Regions from separate parts of the Homo sapiens genome. Here all the other regions are linked to region 4. Evidence: chromatin contacts called from ENCODE Hi-C or POLR2A ChIA-PET data. All regions are on one chromosome and are shown on one strand. Each heading gives the region's core, a stretch centred on a gene start or an enhancer-like site at or near the end of the contact. The rest is flanking DNA. Distances are from core to core; before and after follow the strand shown. Region 1 holds the start of LINC01816 (long intergenic non-protein coding RNA 1816). Region 2 holds the start of TIA1 (TIA1 cytotoxic granule associated RNA binding protein). Region 3 holds the start of C2orf42 (chromosome 2 open reading frame 42). Region 4 holds the start of NAGK (N-acetylglucosamine kinase). Region 5 holds the start of PCBP1-AS1 (PCBP1 antisense RNA 1). Region 6 has its middle 16 kb from the start of LINC01816. Region 7 holds the start of TGFA (transforming growth factor alpha).

Region 1 (2,775 bases), core at 169-2,668, 940 kb after region 4:
ATAATCATCCTTCACTTGGGTGAAGACAGTCTGTGTGATCACCTGAGTCTTCTCTTCTCTAGTTATATCAAAAGGCTTGCGCCTTTTAAATCTGTTGATAAACTGAAACCTCCTTGCTTCCTGGTTTTCTTACATGAATTGAGATCATCCCAGGACCTCACTGTCTTGAACAAGCTCAGTTCTCTCCACTCTTCCTCACAGATGATTTCTCATAGGACCAAATTTTGTCATCCTTGTTGTCCACATCTCAATATTCTCCAGGTTATGGCTATCTCTATCCCTCTTGCCCTCCAAAATGAGACCACAGGCGGGGCACAGTGGCTCATGCTTGTAATCCCAACACTTTGGGAAGCCAAGGCAGGCAGATTCCTTGAGCCCAGAAGTTGGACACCAGCCTGGGCAATGAAGTGAAACCCCTTCTCTACCAAAAAAAAAAAAGAAAGAAAGAAAAGAAAATAAATTTTTAAAAAAGGGGAGACAATCCTCCAGAGAACCGTTGCAGATGTCCCAGAAAGGTGATGCTCCCAAGTGCACAGGGACAGAAAGTAGAATGGTGGTTGCCAGGAGCTGGGTAGAGGGGAATGAGGGAGTTGTTTCACGGGTACAGAGTTTCAGTTTAGGATGATGGAAGAGTTCTAGAGATGGATGATGGTGGTGAGTGCACAACCACGTGACTATTTAGTGCCACTAAACTGTACACTTAAAAATTGATTAAAATAAGCTTTATGTTGTGTACATATTACCACAAATACAATAAAAGAAATGAAGTTCTCATACGTGCTGCAGCAGGGATGAACCTTGAAAAGATTATGCTAAGTGGCCGGGCATGGTGGCTCACACGCCTGTAATTACAGCACTTTGGGAGGCTGTGGCAGGAGGATCGTTTGAGCTAAGGAGCTGGAGACCAGCGTGGGCAACATGGCGAAACCTGGTCTCTACCAAAAATACAAAAATTAGCTAGGCAGTGGTGGCAGCGCACCTGTAGTCCCAGCTATTTGGGAGGCTGAGGTGGGAGGATCACTTGAAACCCGGAGGTGGAGGTTGCAGTGAGCTGAGCGCCACTGTGCCCCAGCCTGGGCGACAGAACGAGACCGTGTCTCAAAGAAAAAAAAATAAAAAATAAAAAACCTTGTACTAAGCAAAATAAGCCGACACAGAAGGACGAATATTATATGATTCCACTTATACGAAATACCTAGAATAGGTAAATTCATTAGACAATTAGCCAAAGTGTATCAGAGGAGGTTGGGGGGATGCTGAGGGGAGGGGAAAAGAAAAAAGAAAATCAAGGGGTGGGAAGCAAATGGCTGCGGGGTAGAAGGGGAGTGGGCTGCCGCTTGGGTGTGTGGGCGTCAGGGGGAGACGGGACAGGCGATTTAGGCCCTGCGCGCAGGCGCCCCTGCGCTCCCGCCGTACGCAGCTGTCTTTGTCTGGGGCGGCGGCAGCGTGGCAGGAGCGAGGGGCGCCCCGACCCGTCCCCTCTGCCCTCCACTACCCCTGCCGGCTCCAGCCCGTCCGTGTCTCACCGTCTTTATTTAACAAAGAACGGAGAGACTATAAATGACCCTGAGCAGAGTGGCTGCGAGCAGGGCCCCTGGGGCGTCCCACGGGCGTCATCCTAGCCGCGTGAGCGCCGAGCTTGGGCACCGGGGGGGTTGGCGTGCTTGTACACTTGCTCCGTTTTCTCTGTAAGTACTAAGGATTCCCCTGCCGCCCTCTTCCTCATTTTCCACCATCCCAATTTACACAAGCATTAGTATTTTTTTTTTTTTTTTTGAGACGGCGTCTCGCTCTGTCACCCAGGCTGGAGTGCAGTGGCGCGATCTCGGCTCACTGCAAGCTCCGCCTCCCGGGTTCACGCCATTCTCCTGCCTTAGCCTCCCGTGTAGCTGGGACTACAGGCGCCCGTCACTACGCCCGGCTAACTTTTTGTATTTTTAGTAGAGACGGGGTTTCACCGTGGTCTCGATCTCCTGACCTCGTGATCCGTCCGCCTCGGCCTCCCAAAGTGCTGGGATTACAGGCGTCAGCCACGCGCCCGGCCACAAGCATTAGTATTTACTTCCGTAATTTCCCCATGCCCATGTAACATCACACACACACACACACACACACACACACACGTTTGCTTTTGTTTTCCAAGATGGCATCTAGTAGGCGCTTCTCTTTGTTTTGCTTTTCTAGTACACCGTGGAACCCCAAATCCCAGCTGGGATTCACTCTTTTCTAATGGCTGAACATTCATCCGGGGCATGAAGGCAGCTCAGTTCATTTCATCATTCCTTTGTTTCCTCTGTTTTGCCACCAGAAACTGCCGCGATGAATGTCAGTCCCCAGAGCCGGAACCGTTCCCGGTTTTCTCTACTTGGATCTGAGAACTCTGTCCCTCCAGCCCTGCGAGCGCTTTGCCAGGGTGACGGGCGGAAATGTCCCCGCATCCGTGCCTGCTTTCCCAGATGGGACCCTCCAGCAGTCCCCTCCACTGCCCGTGCTTCCTCCTAACCACTTCCCCCCAGCGACCGCGGAAGGCGCTTCCTCCCCCGCAGCGCGAGCCCCAAGCTCCTCCAGAGCCCCAGCTCTCCCCGCCCCCTTCCCGACCTTGTTTCATATGACCCCTCCCCCGCACATACTCAATTTCGTCTTCCCAAGGCGCCCACTCTCCACATCCTGATGAAAAAAAGAGCCGGCTGCTGTCCTATGTTATTGTCATACTTCTTTCCTCCCGTGCACTACACAACTTGAACAACTTTTTTTTTTCTTTTTTTGAGAAAAGGT
Region 2 (2,700 bases), core at 39-2,538, 820 kb after region 4:
ACTGAATCACATTTCAGAGCTCTAATTTCTCTGCCTCCTAAAGTTGGACTGAAGTTTATGTATCTTTTGACTTGTTTACTTTTAAGATTCTTGTGACCAATTTGCATTAAATAGCTGGGGTTTTTTGTTTGTTTCTTTGTTTGTTTTTTGAGACGGATCCTCGTTCTGTTGCCCAGGCTGGAGTGCAATGGCAAGATCTCGGCTCACTGCAATCTCCACCTCCCAGATTCAAGGATTCTCCTGCCTCAGCCTCCTGAGTAGTTGGGATTACGGGCCCCCACCACCACATCCAGCTAATTTTTGTATTTTTAGTAGAGACAGGGTTTCGCCATGTTGGTCAGGCTGGTCTCGAACTCCTGATCTCAGGTGATCCGCCCGCCTCAGCCATCCAAAGTGCTGGAATAACAGGCGTGAGCCACTGCCCCCGGCCTAAACAGCTATTTCTTAAATGCTTTTCAATGTGCAATCAATACACGGAAGAAATGCAAATATAAATAAAAATCTGGCATCTGGAAATATCCTCCCCGCGCTGAAAAATCTGGCTAGCACCAACGACGCAAATTCTTAATAAAATCCTTACTTTTTTAAGTAAAACTTTTTTTCTTTTTTCTTATTTCTTAAGTAAACATTTTAAATTGAAATTTTTTTTCTGTACAGAGAAAGTTGAAACATCCATTCCTATGTTTGGGATGAGAAAAGATAAATTATTTATGTTATTGGAAAACAGAAGATTACAGACTGTCAATAAACTTTTACTTTTAAATGAATAAATAATACATGACAATTCTTTTCACATGAGAGAACGTCTGCTTCTATTTCCTCCTAAAATACTGTGGCGGCTGGGCATGTCAACAGCGCCGCTGGTGTAGTGGTATCATGCAAGATTCCCATTCTTGCGACCCGGGTTCGATTCCCGGGCGGCGCATAGGCGTTTTGCTTCTCGCTCGCTAAAAACCAGATAGCTTGAAGAGTCTTTATATATCTTTCCAAAAGAGGAAAGATTTAGGCTTTTTACTGTCCCTGAAGGTTTCCACTCCCTCATAATTCGCGGTCGAAACACTCGAATCCGCAGCCAGAAGACAAAAAAGTTCACGCAAATCGTGAAGTAGTTAATACTTGCGCCTGCGCAGTCTGAGGCGTCCCTCGCGTCGGGTGGAAGAGCGGCTGCGCAACAAGTGAACCTATGGATTAAGGTGTAGCCGGGCGGCCCGGAGGTTGAGAGTGCAAGATTATTCTGCGCCTGCGCGGCCCGGGTAACTTTGCTGGCTGCTCCTAGGCTCCCGGCTCGCCGCCATCTTGTATTGGGGTTTCATTGTTCCCGCTGGGCCGGGCGGTTTAGTGTAATTGCCGCCGGAGGAGGAGGCGGAGTAACCTCTGGTCAGCCGAGAAACCCCACTATCCTGTAGCCATAACCGCTTAAACGATTTGGGAGGTAGTGAAGGGCAGGGAGCTGGACCTGGAGGCGCCGCCGCGACAGCAGCAGCCATGGAGGACGAGATGCCCAAGACTCTGTGAGTCTGGGGCAGCGATGAGGGAGGCGGGATGGTGGTCGTCCCGGAGGGAAGGCCTCGGCCCTGCGCCGCTCCCAGCCTATTGTTCTCCGTGGACACCGCGATATCGTGGTTTTTGTTTCCTTAGCATGCACCTGGATGCTTACAACCAAGACCCAATCTGTGAGGACGAGGTGAAGGGAGACGGGGCTCAACCCTCTCAATTAATCCCTTCACTTTAGCAACACCATTGCATGACCTTTGCTCTCGCCACGGGCCCTCTGTGGTCTTAGACCTGGAGAAAAGACTTTAATTCAGACCTCTTTTTAGAACTCGTCGAACCTTCCTTTTGTCCTATGCTTTCTTTCCTTTTCCCGCTTCTCCCCCTTTTTGATTAACCTCTTCTTATCTTTACAGCCGTCTCCCTTTAATTTTACTTTTGATTTCCTACTGAAATTCTTCCTTTCATTTTCTTCTCGGTGATAAGATTTTTTTTCCTCCTCGAGGGTGCTTGTACTCATTTTCAGTGCAGTAAACTTTATTCTTGCAGTTGCCAATTGGAAAAAAGCCAAGCATTTTTCTTTAACCTCTGGCTTTCCTTCTGTAGCACCCACCGACCAAAAAGCCTAACCAGACACCCCAAGGATTTGGAAATCTCACCCAGAAGGAATATATCAATTGAGGGGAAATGGATTTAATATTATTTTTATAGTCGTTTACTACTGTTGTGATTGACATGGTGTTGAACGAGCGGGCTGTAAATGCCCTAACATATTTACAGAGAATTTTTAGAGATAGCGTTAAATTACCGGAGCGTGGATATTTTCTTTGTCGTGTGGCTTCCCCAACTGCGTTCTTTGTTTTTCGAGGTATTATCGGATGAGTTGATCCTGCCTTTGTTGGCATTTCTCGGAAGAAGAAAAGCTCAATGAGTTCTTGACATAGCTTTTTGTTTTTCTTGGATGACATAGCTTTTTGTTTATATTCTTGGAATACTGGCAGTTTGAGAGCTCCATGCATTAAAAATGCAATTTTAGGTTTCTCTTTGCAGCTCTCTAATAAAGTTGCTCTGAAGTACGATGTAATTGTTTTTTTACCTCCAAAATTTTTCCACTTTTAAGTTGCTATTTCTTGTCTATATTGGAAATGTGGTTACACTTGTTTTCTTAATAGATTGTCAGTTAATCTGTTAGTAACCTTGAAATTTCTT
Region 3 (2,765 bases), core at 48-2,547, 880 kb after region 4:
AAATGGAAAGAAAACTAAAAAGTCTTCTGGAAAAATTGTGTCCCTCTCCCTCTCTTTCCAGTTTAAGAACTAATACTACAAACATTAGTCCTGGAATGTTCCATTTCTCTTTTTTTATTTTATTTATTTATTTTTTAGACGGAGTCGCTCTGTCGCCAGGCTGGAGTGCAGTGGCGCGATCTCAGCTCACTGCAACCTCAGCCTCCCAGGTTCAAGCGATTCTCCTGCCTTAGTGCCCCGAGTAGCTGGGACTACCCGCACGCGCTACCACGCCCAGCTAACTTTTTTTTTTTGTATTAGTAGAGAGACAGGGTTTCACCATGTTGGCCAGGATGGTCTCGATCTCTTGACCTTGTGATCCGCCCGCCTCGGCCTCCCAAAGTGCTGGGATTACAGCCGTGAGCCACGACGCCCGGCCGGAACGTTCCACTTCTCTTATAAATAGTTGACTAAGGTTTCCCAATAGTAAATTAACCTGCTACCACTAGTAAGTAGCCAGACTAGGGTCAGGAGAGCAGAAAACCTCATTCCAGGGTTTTCCAACACAGTGGCCTCACCATGAACACATTGCACTCGGGAGCTATCTTCAATCATGAACGATGAGCATTTAGATTTATTCCGTGATTCCAAGGACCAGAACTAAGATATACAGGAAGCTCTTTTTTATCTCATTTTAAGAGAAAACGTTCAAGTGTAGTTCAAAGTGTACTTAAGGGAGAAAAAGTTAACTTGTCATAAACATACATGTGATAGAGGTGAATACTCAGGTGGGCAAGAACCTCCAAACAAACTCCAAATTCGCAGCTGACATCTGCTAATAATGTAGAAAATCTCGGGCGATTTTTTTTTTAATTTTCATTTTTTGTAAGGACAGGGTCTCGCTATGTCGCTCAGGCTGGTCTCGAACTCCTAGCCTCAAGAGATCCTCCGCCTCAGCCTCCCAAAGTGCTGGGATTACAAGCGTGAGCCACCACGTCCAGCAACTCAAGTCATTTTTGCATCAATTACCAGCAAAAGTCTATTCAGAAATAGGACTCTCTCAGGCCAGAAGGGAGTCAAGACGAGCCTTGGAGGTGAGCGCCCAGTAAGATAGGCCAGAAGCACTCCAACTCCAAGGCAGAGCCTGAGCTTTACAGCCGCTAGGTCGGCGTATGTTCTACCACCGCATTCCCCCAGTGTCTCAGCGGTCTCTGAAGGAGAGAACTAAAACTCCCATAAGACAACGCGAGCTCAGGTGGGCGGCCACTTGCCGCGCGTGGGCGGCTCTGACCAATAACGATTGTCGTTACAGCGAACAGTTTGGCCCCGTTTGTAAAAGGCCGCGGCAGGCGAAGAGAGAAGAGGTGAGGGCGGTCGTCAGCTAAGGGCCCCGGGGCTCGCGGGGGGTGCGCAGGGCAGGTAAGGGGGTAGTGCTGAGCAAGGACCGGGGCGGCGGTGGGGCAGGGGTGTAGAGCTCGGGTTCCCAGCGGAAAGCATGTCCAAGGAGCGGCTGCCGGCGAGGTGATGCTTCTGCCTGGGCCTACTTGGGACCGGAAGTGAGCGCTCGCGCGGGGAGGATGCCGGGAAGCAGGTCCCAGGGGATATGTGTGTGTCGCTGCAGACCCATCCCGGAAGCCGGCCGGGAGGTGAGCGTCCCGGAGTCGGGCGGCCGCTCCGTTGACTGCAGGGCCCCGGCGGTCTTCCTCCGCTGTTCCGAGGCCGTTGAGGGCTGATGTGCTCCATCCTCCCACTTGTGGTTTGGCAAGCCATCCAGCCGACTACAAACCCACGTTTGTGAGTTACCTGCTGGCTGTGACGCTTCCGTCAAATCTGAGTAACAGTTTCCTCATCTCTAAGATGGGTAACATAGTATCTACCTCACAGGATCGTGTGGGCAGTACATGCATAGAAAGGATTTAACACGCAGTGTACTCAGCTAGTTTTATTATTTATCCGTAATGATCATTTGTTCTTTTCCCCTAACTGTGCCTCACAAGCATGAAACAGAATCCACCAAACATTTAGGTCTGGGTAGTGGTTGGATGGAAACCCATCGCGGGTTAACGCTTCCAACACCAGTCCCTTGACACTCTCCCGCCGAGGAGGCTGATTTGTAAACTTGCTGAGAAGAGAATACCCAGCAGATCTTTCAGGTTTCAAATCCACGTTCTTTACAAGTTGTGTTAATTGTTTGTATATGCTTTCGATATAGAGTCTCTAGGAAGTAATACTAGTACATGTTTTAAAATTCAAATACTGCCAAACAGTGAGATGTAAGTCTCCCTCCTAACTTCTGTTTCCCAAATCCCATGTCGTTTCTTCTGATGCAATAGACATTGTATGTGTGTGTGTCTAGATAGATACATATGTGTATCTCTCGTCTTTTTTTTTTTCTTTTAAAAGAGTAAAACCAAGAATAGCATATTACAAAGTGCTGCACTTTTTTCACTCCACAGTGTATCTTTTTTTTTTTTTAAGAGACAGGGTCTCACTATGTTGCCCAGGCTGGTCTTGAACTCCTGAGCTCAGTGATCCTCCCGCCTCAGCCTCCCAAAGTGCTGGGATTACAGGCGTGAGCCACCACGTCCAGCTACTCAGGCCATTTTTTTTTTTTTTTTTTTGAGACGGAGTCTCGCTGTCGCCCAGGCTGGAGTGCAGTGGCACGATCTCGGCTCACTGCAGGCTCCACCCCCCAGGGTTCACGCCATTCTCCTGCCTCAGCCTCCCTAGTAGCTGGGACTACAGGCGCCCGCCACCTCGCCCAGCTAATTTTTTGTATTTTTAGT
Region 4 (2,700 bases), core at 38-2,537:
CACCTTTGCTAGAAATGCTGACCAGATGGCAGGGTGACTTCATACATACTTAAGCAACTAAACCTTCAAATGTTGATTACTGGGGGTCACAGTAGTTCACAGGGAGATCTGTGGTGATGGGATATATGTTTCTTTATTGATCATTACTTTTAGGAATGGCAGAAGAAGACACTGAAGACCGCTCATCAAACTCAAAGAGGACATGAAATTTCAAGGGGGTAGTTAATACATGAGGTGGCAGATTCCACATCCAAAAGCATGTCTTGACGAACTGGAAGAAACGGGTCATATCTTACAGATGACTATAACAAGGATGAATGCAGACTCCTATACTGTTTTTTTTAAGTGCTACAAATACAGGATGGGAAAGATCATTCCTAACAATTCATGTGAAAAGACTTTGGGGTCTGTGAATCAGCAGTGGGGTGTGGCTGCCAGAGAAGTGAAAACAATCACAGATTCGAAAGTACAGTGCCCTGGCTGAGAGGCCAGCGACCCCCATTATTCCCTGATTTGACAAACTCAGATTCACAGAATGTTGCCACTGGCAGGGACATAGCGATCTTATTTATCCCTATCCTCACTTTGCACATACGGTAACTGTAGCCCAGGGAGGGTAAATATCTTGTCCATGGTCATACCCAGGGGCAGAGCTATTACAAAAAGTTCAGTAAACAAGCTTCTGAGCAGAAAAATGCAATCTAGTGAAAGCAGCATGGAAGGCCAACAGGGATGGAGCGGTTTTCAGACATCAGGACAACCTAGTACTCTGGCTCGCAGCTGCTCCAGCTCCCGGATAACCTCAGCCAAGATCTTTGTCCCGCTTCTCCCCACTCCCACTCCCCACCCTGCCCGCGCTCAGCAATTTCACACCTGACACCTGTTCTGCAAAACTCTGTCCGAGGTCAGGAATAGGAAAAAGGAGCTGCTTCTCCAGCTGAAGACAGCGGAGTGGGTGTTTCGTGGAAGAAAGGGGCGTGGTTCCGCCAAGAAACACAAAGGATCCCCAACCCGGGGTGTGGCTGTTGCACAGGCAGAGTCCCCGTAAGGCATACAGCTGTGCGCTCCAGGGCGCCCCTGCGCGTGCACACACCTCTTCACCGCAAGGTCCCGCCGCCCAAAGTGCCCGGACGCCGAGGATCAAGGCCACCAGCTTGCCAGGCTGGCCACGGCCTTCCGCCCCGCCTTCGGGCCCAGGCTCCCTCCGCCGGGCCGCACTCACCCCTCTACACCCCCATAGATCGCGGCCATGCTGCTGCTACCGTCGCTGCTGGTCCCGCCGTTTGCGTCTCTCCCCGCCTGACACCTCCTTCCCTCCAGCTGTCTGGGCACCGCCCCACTTCCCGTGACCTCCCGCGCAGCCAGCTGACTCCCTGTGCGCGTGCGCATGCGCGGGGCGGGGCGCCGGTAGGAGCCGGGGATGGCTGCGTCCCTCAGGCTGTCTTCCTTCTGGTGTCTCCTCCAGGTGGAGCGACTGCGGTCCGCAGCGGCCCCTCCCGTCCTCCTGGATCCTGCTTCCAGAGATGGACACTAATCCCAAGAGGAGGAATCAAAGAGGGGTATCTAGGTCGGTCGGACCCTTAGGACACATCACTGACCTGCCTGCCTGTAAACGCCCGGAAGTTGCTGGCAGTCCCGCGTTAGGTTGCGCGTGCGCACTGCTCTTGGCCGCGTAGGTTGTGACGCATGCTCGGCCAGACCCCCGCGAAGCTGTGGGCTCAGGGACCTGCGCCCATGGACCTGTAACAGAAATTACTGTAATGTTCTACTGAACATCTGCCACGCGATGGCGAGTCACACGGGCACACACGAACACTCGCTCAGATTGTTGCCCTGCGCTCGTGTGAATGTACGGATCCGGGAGGAATTGGGACCTAAACAGACAAGCCCTCGAGGCGGTCCCGGCAGCCCTGAGGAGGGAGCCTTCACCTCTTCCTACCCACCCAGTTTACTTCTTGTGGAGGATATTTGCAGGGACATAGCCCACTGGGAGAACTAGCAGATACGGCTTTACAAGTTTTTTATTGCCTTTCAGCCCCCATTCCGCTCCCCTTCCTTGCGCTGCGTCGGGAAAGGGAATGGGATCCCTAGGGGTGCAAATACAGGCCAAGTCAGGGAGAGCTGTGGCTCCTGAGGGCCTCCTCTGGCTCCTCCGGGAAGTTTTGGGCCCTCAAGGAGCAGCTTCGCGGGCCAGGAGGGCGGTTAGCTGCCCTTGGCATCTTTTTGGGGAAATCAGTTGGCCTGTCGCGGGTCGAACTCTGTCCCCCTTGACTGCCTGCCATCTTCTGGAGAAACCCCTAATAGGCTGCTGTGTCTGGTTATGCTTTAGTGAGAAAATTAGGCTTTTTAAGCTTTCTCATTTCCTACCCTACCACGTTGTAATTCACAAAAGTAAAAAGTAAATCACTACATGATAGACTCTGTATCATGTATTCATTTATAGAATATATATCATATATTCTATATCAGATGGAGAATATAATAGAGGGTAGGATTTTTTTATGCCTGCCTATGGCATTTTTTTAATTCACAGCACTTTAGAGCTGGAAGATTATCCAACATACACATTTTTAGAATTACAGTTAGTAGATTGTGGTGCAATTAAACTGGGCAGGATTTTTGGAGACTAGATTGTAGGTGGATTTTGAAATAATTGTTTCTGTCCTGTACTACTGCAATGAGCCATGGGACGTATGTGTA
Region 5 (3,099 bases), core at 35-2,534, 980 kb after region 4:
GGGCTGGTACGGAATGGTCATGACTCTCCCTTGCGGAGACTGGGAGAGCGTCTCCAGCATGACCAGGCAAATCTGCTTGACACACTCGGTGACAGACTGCGGCACGCCAGCGATGGTGATGGCCCGCTCGGTGGAGTTGGGCAGCATATCCCCCGCCACCTGGACCTGCGCCCCCGTACTCTCGCGGATCTCTTTGATCTTACACCCGCCTTTCCCAATCAGGGAGCCGCACTGGGTGGCCGGCACCACCAGCCTCAGGGTGACCGGGGGCCTGCTGGCCGCGGTACTGTTGGTCATGGAGCTGTTGATATCTTCCTCCAGCTTGTCGATGATCATAGCGAAAGCCTTAAAGATGGCATTGGTGGGGCCGGTCAGAGTGATGATTCTCTCCGGACAATTCCCCTCCGAGATGTTGATCCGCGCGCCACTCTCCTCGCGGATCCTCTTAACCGACTCCCCTTTCTTCCCAATGATGCTTCCTACTTCCTTTCCGTGCATAAGAAGCCGAATGGTGAGAGTCACATTTAGTCCACTTTCAGTCACACCGGCATCCATGGCGAGCGGCGGGCGGCGTTCGGGGGAGTTGGGCTCGTTACGTGGTCAAGTCTTTGGCGGCTGGCGGGGGGAGGGGAGGTGTAGGCCCAAAACTGCCGGCGCGAGGCGAGCGAGGGCCGCGGGAGCGAGCGGGAGCGGGCGGGAGGCCGCAGCGTAGTCGCAGGGGCGGGCGGCGGCGGCGGAGGGGGCGAGCGGGGCCGGGAGCGGCGGGCGGGCGGGTGGGCGAGGGCGCGGCGGTGGCGACTCCGGCGGCAGCCTCGGCGGTCTGGGCGGGGCGGGAAGCCCGCTTTCAACCCCGCGTACCCTCTGACCCCGGAAGTGCTTGCTGCGCAGGACCCCTTGAAAAAAAATGAGGACCCGTCTTTTTTAGGTCACAAGATTGCGCCAACCCTTACATGGTCCTTAAAAAAAAAACCTTCTGACACTGCAGTAGTGAAAATGAAGCGCACGATGGGCGGAAGCTGTGAGTCCGGCAAAGTTTTAAAATGATGACGTATTTTATTAACTCTAACGGCACTGGCGGGTGACTGAAAATACTAGTGCTGTGTATGCGGGATAGACATTATTTTCCTGCCCTACATGAGGGGCTCGTGCGCGGAACGACATGGGCAGCCCCGGCGGAAACTGCAGGCACAAGCCGGGACGCCGCGGGTTTAAAACATGCGCGTGAGGTGACCAGAGCGCGTGCGCGAGGGTGTGGGGGGATGGGAGGGGCAGCAGCCCTCTTCCGGGGGGGAGGGGCGGCGAGGCGAGGCCTGCGGAGCGGGTGCGCGCGGGCGGGCACGTGGGGCCCTTTCGTCCCCGGCGTCCGGGCGCCCTGCATGGATCCCCCACCCCAGCTCCTGCTCCCCGGCGGCGGCCGGTGGGCAGAAAGACCGAAACCCACTCACGGCCGCCTGCCGAATCGCGGCTCTGCTGTTTGTGGGGCGTGCTAGAAACGTGGTCCTAAAAAGAATGGCGTCCATTTACATAATGCTTTGTTTGCGTTTCGCAAGTTTCTTTCGGTTAAAGCCACAGAAACCCCACCTCCTGCCCTTGTGTCGTTTCCACCGCGGCACCCTTTTCCGACATTAGAAACAATAGTGTACGCCTGTGGAGGCCTCGTTTGTTCAGGGGCTGCCGGCCAGGGCTTCAGGACGTTTCTGCGGCTTTCCCCGCGCGGCCTGGGCTCCCGCGGCTGCTTTTCGGGCCCATGGGCGCAGCCACTGCGCCAGGCTCAAGGGGGGCGGCCCCGTCAGGGCCCGCCATCTTGGAAGGCCTTTTTTGCCGGTTCTTCCCGCTGAGGAAGTGTCGCTCAAGACGCTGGCCTATGAGTTGTGATTTCTGCCTTTTCCCCTTCCTCCTTGGGCTAAGCCAGACCAGAAAGGGCCCCGTGCGCAACGTGCTTCACAATCTCTCAGGGAAAGCGGCTAACGTGGCGCTACTCCGCCTCCCCTGTTCCTTACCCTTGGGGCGGCCGCCATGTTTCCTGAACACAAAATGGCGACACGTGGTTAGCATTCGTCGCCAACGAGAAATTGGGGTCGGCCCGAAAGCTCTAGAATGCACCCCTCTTCCTCCCCGGGGCCTTCCACCTCCGCGAGTTTTATGACTTAAAAAAGCCCACAGGCTGGTCTGAAGGTCGGAGGCCTAATTTTAACGCGTTTTCCTCCCTTTAATTTGAAACGGGAACGCGAATGACTGTAAAATGTGGGCACAATATTTAATCTCTCGCCTTTTTAAAGCTTAATAGTGGATAATAGGGGGGCAGTATCAAGGGATAATTTGGGTCCCCACAGTACCAAAGCATTTAGAAACCTCTGTTTAATTTAAGGAATGAGATAAGTTACTGCTTTTCTAGACTTCCTAGCATGGGCTGTTGTGCTGGAGAGAACGAGAGCTACGAAGAGACTACAGTGCCTCTGACTTTTTCATAGGACAGTTGGCCGGTGAATCTTATTAATAGTTTACCACAATTAAGTGTTCATTTTTAGTCTAGAAGGGACAGGCGTTTATTGTGCATTGGCCAGTGCCAGCACATCCGATGCAAGGCAGTTCACCGTATTCTATCTTTAATTTTTACCATGGTCCTCTGAGGTAGGTGTTCTTATCTCTCTCTCTCTCTCTCTCTTTTAAACAGAGGAAGACAAACATAAAGATGAAGTGCTTAATTCAAGGTCACACAATGTCGGGGATGGACCTCCAGATTTCCTTACTGGTGAGCACATTTTCCAGGTTTTTCTGTAAATCAGGGTTTTGGAATTTAAATACTATTTAAAACGTTTAGGTGAGCTTGTCATTTAAATGAGCCCTTCAGGTAATCTTTTGTTGTGCAGTCAGCCCCTTTTTGTATCAGGCAGCTCCCAGCTTTTCCTGATAAGAGCTACACCTGTAACGGGCGGGCGGGCTGAAATGCTGTCTTATGCAGTGTCTGGTGAGGATAGGGAGGGGGAAGTGATTCAGCCTGCCCAGAGGCTCAGGTGTCTGTCGGTCTGGCCCTGTCTGTGGCACATTTGAGCCTACCTGCCTCTGGGGGAGCAAATGGTTTTTTGTATGACTGACTTG
Region 6 (2,756 bases), core at 76-2,575, 960 kb after region 4:
CTTTCCCACCCCTGTACTAAGTCTAAAATCCGGCGTATGTTTTACATCTTTATTCAGACTAGCCATATTCCAAGTATTCAACTGCCGCATGTGACAAGTGGCTGCCGTGTTGGACAGGACAGGTTAAATGTTTCCTTCATGTCCCAAAACCTGCATATTGTAAGTTTTTATTAAATATGCACCCCTGGGGTGCCCTGTCTCCTGCTGAGGAACCCTCCTGACAGCAGCACATGCTCTGCTTAGACCTTCTCTTCCAGTTTGAGCCCGTTTGGAAAAAGCCAATGTATTTTAACTTACTATATCCCATCCTTGTGCAAACATTGCCATGCCTTTGCAAGATCCATTGGCTTCAACATCGCTTTGACTTGCCTGCTTACACCAGATTTATGACCATAGGAAGAAAGTTACATTTTCTGGTTCTTTTTTGTTTTTTGTTTTTTTTGAGAGGGAGTCTGGCTCTGTCGCCAGTCTGGAGTACAGTGGCACGATCTCGGCTCACTGCAACCTCCGCCTCCTGGGTTCAAGTGATTCTCCTGCCTCAGCCTCCCGAGTAGCTGGGACTATAGGTGCGGGCCACCACACCCAGTTACTTTTTGTTTTTGTTTTTGTTTTTTTTTTGAGATGGAGTCTCACTCTGTTGCCAGGCTGGAGTGAGGTGGCGCAGTCTTGGCTCACTGCAACCTCCACCTCCTGGGTTCAAGCAATTCTCCTGCCTCAGCCTCCTGAGTAGCTGAGACTACAGGCACGTGCCACCACACCCGGCTAATTTTTTGTATTTTTAGTAGAGACGGGGTTTCACCGTATTAGCCAGGATGATTTCGATCTCCTGAGCTCGTGATCTGCCCGCCTCAGCCTCCCAAAGTGCTGGGATTACAAGCGTGAGCCACCACGCCCTGCCTATTTTTGTATTTTTAGTAGAAACAGGGTTTCACCATGTGGGCCAGGATGGTCTCCATCTCTTGACCTCGTGATCCGCCTGCCTCGGCCTCCAAAAGTGCTGGGATTACACGCGTGAACCACCGCACCCGGCCTTCTGTCTTAATTTTCACAAAAGTATTTGGCCCCAAAGGCAGCCGATGCAGGGGCAGAGTGTGAATGTCACAGGAGCCTCTGTACCTGTGACTCTTCCCACCCAGGCCCCGCCCCGCTGGGGGTGGCAGCCCTGTGGCCTTTGCAGCCAAGCAGCATGAGTCATCTTGGTCACTTGTTAAACCTTAGCTTCAGACTCAGAGCCGCTTTTGTTTTTCAGTTGAATCGGCAGCCCCGGACACACACATACCCCACCACACACCCACACACAAGCACGCGCGCGCACATGCGCAGCCAACCAGGCTTAGTTCTTAAGTGGGAGAACATATTGTTTGTCATAATTAATGTCACATTCCTGAACCTGGCCTTTCTCTGCCACCCTAGGGGCTGATGGTCTCTGTCTGGGAAGCCCTGTATGCTATCAGTTAGGGCGGGAGGTTGGGGAAGAATTCAGATCCGACCAAAGGAACAAGGCAGGAATTCATCCTCCTGTGACTGAAGGGACGTCCACAACCCAAACAGGGCCCCACTATTCCAGCCAGGGCGGCAGAGCCTCTCCTTGTCCTCCCACCCAGGGTTGGAGATTTAAGTCTCCATACGTCTCAATTCACTTCTTAACCCCAGTGGTTCTCAACCATGGCTGCATGTTAGACTCACTCAGGGAGCTTAAAAAATTTCTGATGCTCAGGTCAAAAACCAGACCAATTAACTCAGAACCTTTGAGGCCTTTACTCTTTGACCAGGTAGATTTATGATTTACAGGCTCAGATGGAGCCATACGCTCCGTCCAGCAGTCCTTCAGTACTCTGGGGTCCACAGCCCCAACAGTTTCCAGGCCCAAGAACAGTGATTGGACACCCCCACTGCTCTCTGGGCCCCCTCTGTCCTTCCTCAGTCAGTGTGGTTGAGAAAGTGCAGGGAAAGGAACACTCCTTTTCTCCCACTTCAGAGAAAGCTAGCAGCGTCCCCACCACTGCTGGCCACACACCCTGTGACCTCTGTGCTTTGCTCCGTATGCTTTTTCCTCTGTCTCATTCTCAAATGTTTAGTCTGTTTGTTGGTCTTTTCTTCTTCAGCTTATGAACATCCTTGTGTCACTACCACCTAAAAAACCCAAATCCTTATCTCCATTCTGTCTCCCCTTCAACTTAGTACCTACCTCTTAGCTTAGTGGCTTCTTCTTCTTCTTTTTTTTTTTTTTTGAGACAAGGTCTCGCTCTGTCGCCCAGGCTGGAGGGCAGTGGCGCAATCACGGTTCACTGCAGCCTCGAACTCCCAGGCTAAAGCAATCCTTCCACCTCAGCCCCTGGAGTAGCTGGGACTACAGGCGCCAGCCACCACACTGAGCTAATTTCATTTCTTTTCTTTTCTTTTCTTTTTTTTTTTTTGAGATGGAGTCTCACTCTTTCACCCAGGATGGAGTGCAGTGGTGCAATAATTTTTGTATTTTTGTATTTTTAGTAGAGATGGATTTTTACTGTGTTGGTCAGGCTGGTTTTGAACTCTTGACCTCAAGTGATCCGCCTGTCTCGGCCTCCCAAAATGCTGAGATTACAGGCATGAGCCACCGCACCCAGCCTCACTCAGCTAATTTTTGTATTTTTTGTAAGAGACAGGATTTCAGCATGTTGCCTACACTGGTCTTGAACTCCTGGGCTCCAGTGATCCTCATGCCTTGGCTTCCCAGAGTGCCGGGATTGTGGGTGTGAACCACCGCCTGGCCCTGC
Region 7 (3,034 bases), core at 176-2,675, 510 kb after region 4:
GAAGTGCATGTGTGCCTTGTACATGCATGGGGTGGACCAAGGAAAAGATTTACCCTAAAAGAACAAAGTATGCTCCGACAAATCTATTGAAAGGAATGATTTACACTGGTGCTTCCTGCCCAAATGTTGAGACCAATGGCCTGGTGCTTCCTTCTTGAAACTAGGTTGCTCTACTTACATGAAACAAACTGGGCAGAGGTCAACCGTGAGAGCCTGAGCCTCCCCAAGTAAACAGCAAAAGATTCCCCAGGCCCAACAGCCCCCACCCCCACCTTCAAGGAAAGTGGATCTACCCGGAGCACGTAGGCCAGAGGAGGCAGGAGAAGAGGGTCAGTCCGTGAGCTCCGGGTACCTGGAGAACATGAATCTCCCGGGTGTACTGTCCCCATGAGGGTCACCGAGGAACCTATGGATCTTCCACTCTTCGCCCAGAATGTCTTCCCTCTATCCCCTCCACCTCCCCAAATTCCAGCACCAGGGGCCACCTCAGAGCCACAAATCCTGAAAGGACCACCCAGGTGACTCGGGCCCACACACCCCTCTTTCGGGGTACACTTGGTGGCAGGCTAGCAGGCTTTTGGCCTCAGCTGGTGGTGCCATATAACCAGATTCGTCACAGAGACCCATTTTTTATCAGTCCCAGGCCAGAAGTACGAAGACTGATCTTAACGATGTGGCCTGCCTGGGAGGTAAGGCGGCAGGCGTTGCCAGAATTGATGGGAACTGTGGCACAGGTGGGAAACCTGGTTTAACAAATTCTTCATTGATTCAGGGGACCACTTTCCTTGAGCCAAGTCTTGGCAAGCGGCCGGCGAAACTCACAGGTCCCTTTCCTGGCTGCGTCCCCAGCCTCCAGCCTTCCCCGCCCCAGAGATGCCCCAGGAGCGGCCCCTCGGTGTAGGTAACGGGTGCCCGGGCGGCTCCGCTCCGCCGCCTAGAGCCTGGAAGCCGCCACTGCGGCCCAGGACAATCCGGCTACGCGGCCGGCGCCGACCCCGCACGCTGGAGTCCGCTGCCGCACGGCGCTGGCAGTCGGGGGTGGTGTCTGAAGTCAGGCGCTTCCTGCCTTTTCGTCGGCCCGGGTGCCCGGCTCGCGCCGCCAGGCTCTGGGATCCCAGGTCGCCCCGCCCAGCAGCCCGCGCCCTGCTCGGTGCGCTCAGCGTCCCCGCCCCTTACCCCAAACCCCCACCCTCTGTGCCCTCAGGGGGGCACCCCCATCGGGGCGGGAGGGGGGGGTCAGCTGTGCCCCGGTCGCCGAGTGGCGAGGAGGTGACGGTAGCCGCCTTCCTATTTCCGCCCGGCGGGCAGCGCTGCGGGGCGAGTGCCAGCAGAGAGGCGCTCGGTCCTCCCTCCGCCCTCCCGCGCCGGGGGCAGGCCCTGCCTAGTCTGCGTCTTTTTCCCCCGCACCGCGGCGCCGCTCCGCCACTCGGGCACCGCAGGTAGGGCAGGAGGCTGGAGAGCCTGCTGCCCGCCCGCCCGTAAAATGGTCCCCTCGGCTGGACAGCTCGCCCTGTTCGCTCTGGGTACGTACGCCGGCTGCGGCGCCCCCTGCGCCGCGCGACACCCTGCTTCCCCCGGTCCCCGCCGAGTTCCCCTTTCCGGGGGTTTCTGCGCCCGCCTGGGAGAGTGGAGAGAAGCGAGTAGTCTCAATGGGTTGGCGCCTGGGAGGCAAGGGGAGTCATTAAGAATGACAAAGAGGGGACTGTCCGGTCGAGCGCCGAGGCTTCCCCGGGAAAGTGGCTGCCTGGGCCGTGCGTGAGAACACCTGGGAAGGGGAAGCGGAGTGTGAACGGGCTTGAACTTTAATCCGCCGCAGCTGTGTGTCTGCTCAGACACATGCCTACACCTACCTGCTTACCTGGCTGCCTCCAAGCCCGGCTCAGCCGGCGTCGCTGGCGTGTAGACTGGGCCGCCTCGGAACGGGGGCCGGCGTCTAACCCTCTGGCCGGGTCTTGCCTGCGCCCCTTTGGCACCCCCTGCCCACCTCTAAGCCCCAGCGACGAGCAGAGATGTTCAAGATCGGCAGAGGCGCCCTCGATCTCTTTTCAGAGCTCTTGAGCTTTGGGGGTAGGTTTTGGATTTTTGGGCGGATTAATGGTTCCTTTAATTAACTTCCCTGGGAGAAGTGGTTTCGGTGTCCGCCGAGGGCAGGAGCGAAACCCTAGACCGAGTGTTGCCAGTTTCCTTTGAGTATGTCCTTGGAAATGAAGGAGGGATGGGAAAGGTGAGGGGAAGTTAAACCCCTCTCCCGGGTCGGGTCTGCGGAGCGGTGCGTTTTTTGGCGGTGAAGTTCAAGGGTCTGTCTGGACGCGGTGAGGGCGCAGCGCCGCGCGCCTCCTGGCCAATTCTTGCCCCTTGTGCTGGTGGGTCTCTCTGGTGTTGAGATAGCTGATCAATAGCGCAGGTGTCCTGGTTATTGCTAGTCTTCCGTGAAGTGAATTGTTCGTTCGATATGCCCCGAGTTTAACCCGTATAGCATGCGGCTCGCTGCAGGGTGGTTAGAGTCTGTGGAAAGCCATGGAACTCCTCCCCAGAAATGCCCAGAGCCGCAGCCTCACCCAGCTCCGTGTACAACTACAGGGGGTTCGCGGCCCCGCCTGCAAGCCTGCCCTAGAAACGCTGATTAAAAACCGCAGCAGAAGGGGAGGCATCCTGTAAGAGAAATACAAGGCAGTCTTGGAACCGGATGCTCCCAGCTACACCCTTACCTGAAACTCACCAGCAGGTAACATGGGTATGGGAGGCTTTTCCCCCACATTTTTGAAGAATTGCCTTTTTTGTGTGCATGTATTGACTGTTGCTCTGATTTAAATTTTAGAAAAAGCAATAAAACATTACCAATACAAGGGAAGCTTCCTGGATATAATTATCCCTTGTAATGTTTTTGCAAATAATAGTAGTAAGTAGTAGTAGTAATAACAGCTGATGCTATTCGAGCATTTTACTCTGTGTCAGACACAGTCCAAGTGCTTTACATTTATTCATGCAGTTTTCACACCAACCGGATAAAGAAGGTGTTAATATTATTCTCATT

Evidence for each region. A loop is a pair of places that touch in the nucleus more often than their neighbours do. ChIA-PET counts read pairs that join two places held with the same protein, here RNA polymerase II (POLR2A). Pooled maps may share reads with other maps.
Region 1: a map of OCI-LY7 shows a loop between it and region 4 (6-fold over the local background). The contact joins the promoter of LINC01816 here to the promoter of NAGK in region 4. A Hi-C loop is called at or near these places in 1 of 168 maps with a recorded cell type or tissue (OCI-LY7), 6 of 37 single-sample maps with no recorded cell type and 7 of 50 pooled maps.
Region 2: a loop to region 4 is called in a map of B cell, with 9 times the contacts of the local background. The contact joins the promoter of TIA1 here to the promoter of NAGK in region 4. A Hi-C loop is called at or near these places in 4 of 168 maps with a recorded cell type or tissue (B cell, OCI-LY7, endothelial cell of umbilical vein and 1 more), 3 of 37 single-sample maps with no recorded cell type and 15 of 50 pooled maps. POLR2A ChIA-PET finds 5 or more read pairs at or near these places in 3 of 52 experiments (Caco-2, MCF 10A and OCI-LY7).
Region 3: a loop to region 4 is called in a pooled map, with 16 times the contacts of the local background. The contact joins the promoter of C2orf42 here to the promoter of NAGK in region 4. A Hi-C loop is called at or near these places in 2 of 37 single-sample maps with no recorded cell type and 11 of 50 pooled maps. POLR2A ChIA-PET finds 5 or more read pairs at or near these places in 1 of 52 experiments (naive thymus-derived CD4-positive, alpha-beta T cell).
Region 5: a loop to region 4 is called in a map of OCI-LY7, with 12 times the contacts of the local background. The contact joins the promoter of PCBP1-AS1 here to the promoter of NAGK in region 4. A Hi-C loop is called at or near these places in 1 of 168 maps with a recorded cell type or tissue (OCI-LY7), 5 of 37 single-sample maps with no recorded cell type and 10 of 50 pooled maps. POLR2A ChIA-PET finds 5 or more read pairs at or near these places in 1 of 52 experiments (activated T-cell).
Region 6: a map of GM12878 shows a loop between it and region 4 (7-fold over the local background). The contact joins the enhancer-like site here to the promoter of NAGK in region 4. A Hi-C loop is called at or near these places in 1 of 168 maps with a recorded cell type or tissue (GM12878) and 1 of 37 single-sample maps with no recorded cell type. POLR2A ChIA-PET finds 5 or more read pairs at or near these places in 1 of 52 experiments (activated T-cell).
Region 7: a loop to region 4 is called in a map of naive thymus-derived CD4-positive, alpha-beta T cell, with 6 times the contacts of the local background. The contact joins the promoter of TGFA here to the promoter of NAGK in region 4. A Hi-C loop is called at or near these places in 1 of 168 maps with a recorded cell type or tissue (naive thymus-derived CD4-positive, alpha-beta T cell).

Annotation. Positions count from the first base shown.
Region 1 is chr2:70,123,959-70,126,733 of GRCh38, reverse strand. LINC01816 (long intergenic non-protein coding RNA 1816) reads left to right here and starts at 1,418. Exons shown (of 2, transcript NR_024444.1): 1 at 1,418-1,688; 2 at 2,309-2,698. RefSeq lists a silencer at 1,503-1,797 and an enhancer at 2,124-2,775.
Region 2 is chr2:70,247,216-70,249,915 of GRCh38, reverse strand. TIA1 (TIA1 cytotoxic granule associated RNA binding protein) reads left to right here and starts at 1,288. Exons shown (of 13, transcript NM_022173.4): 1 at 1,288-1,511. The coding sequence starts at 1,486. It overlaps TRG-CCC2-1 (tRNA-Gly (anticodon CCC) 2-1), which reads left to right and starts at 855; the gene lies at 855-925. RefSeq lists enhancers at 892-1,706, 1,707-2,522.
Region 3 is chr2:70,189,551-70,192,315 of GRCh38, reverse strand. It overlaps C2orf42 (chromosome 2 open reading frame 42), which reads left to right and starts at 1,297. Exons shown (of 10, transcript NM_017880.3): 1 at 1,297-1,343. RefSeq lists enhancers at 889-978, 999-1,058, 850-1,435, 1,649-1,698, 1,789-1,898.
Region 4 is chr2:71,067,235-71,069,934 of GRCh38, reverse strand. NAGK (N-acetylglucosamine kinase) reads right to left here and starts at 1,287. Exons shown (of 10, transcript NM_017567.6): 1 at 1,223-1,287. The coding sequence starts at 1,251. RefSeq lists a silencer at 1,002-1,061.
Region 5 is chr2:70,085,200-70,088,298 of GRCh38, reverse strand. It overlaps PCBP1-AS1 (PCBP1 antisense RNA 1), which reads left to right and starts at 1,284. Exons shown (of 11, transcript NR_033872.1): 1 at 1,284-1,321; 2 at 2,675-2,752. It overlaps PCBP1 (poly(rC) binding protein 1), which reads right to left and starts at 822. Exons shown (of 1, transcript NM_006196.4): 1 at 1-822. The coding sequence starts at 555. It also overlaps a transcript of ASPRV1 not described here. RefSeq lists enhancers at 1-400, 1,606-1,815, 1,856-1,945, 2,086-2,225 and silencers at 736-795, 1,246-1,395.
Region 6 is chr2:70,107,465-70,110,220 of GRCh38, reverse strand. No RefSeq gene overlaps it. Among named protein-coding and RNA genes, the nearest start is that of LINC01816, 16 kb to the left of the region's middle. Within about 2 kb of position 1,325, at least 35 of the 41 ENCODE cell types and tissues checked have a DNase peak (open chromatin) inside an H3K27ac peak, as active enhancers do; they include GM12878, where a contact is called at or near this core.
Region 7 is chr2:70,552,217-70,555,250 of GRCh38, reverse strand. TGFA (transforming growth factor alpha) reads left to right here and starts at 1,425. Exons shown (of 6, transcript NM_003236.4): 1 at 1,425-1,523. The coding sequence starts at 1,484. It overlaps LOC124907824 (a long non-coding RNA gene), which reads right to left and starts at 2,543. Exons shown (of 2, transcript XR_007086906.1): 1 at 1,859-2,543. RefSeq lists a silencer at 1,295-1,364.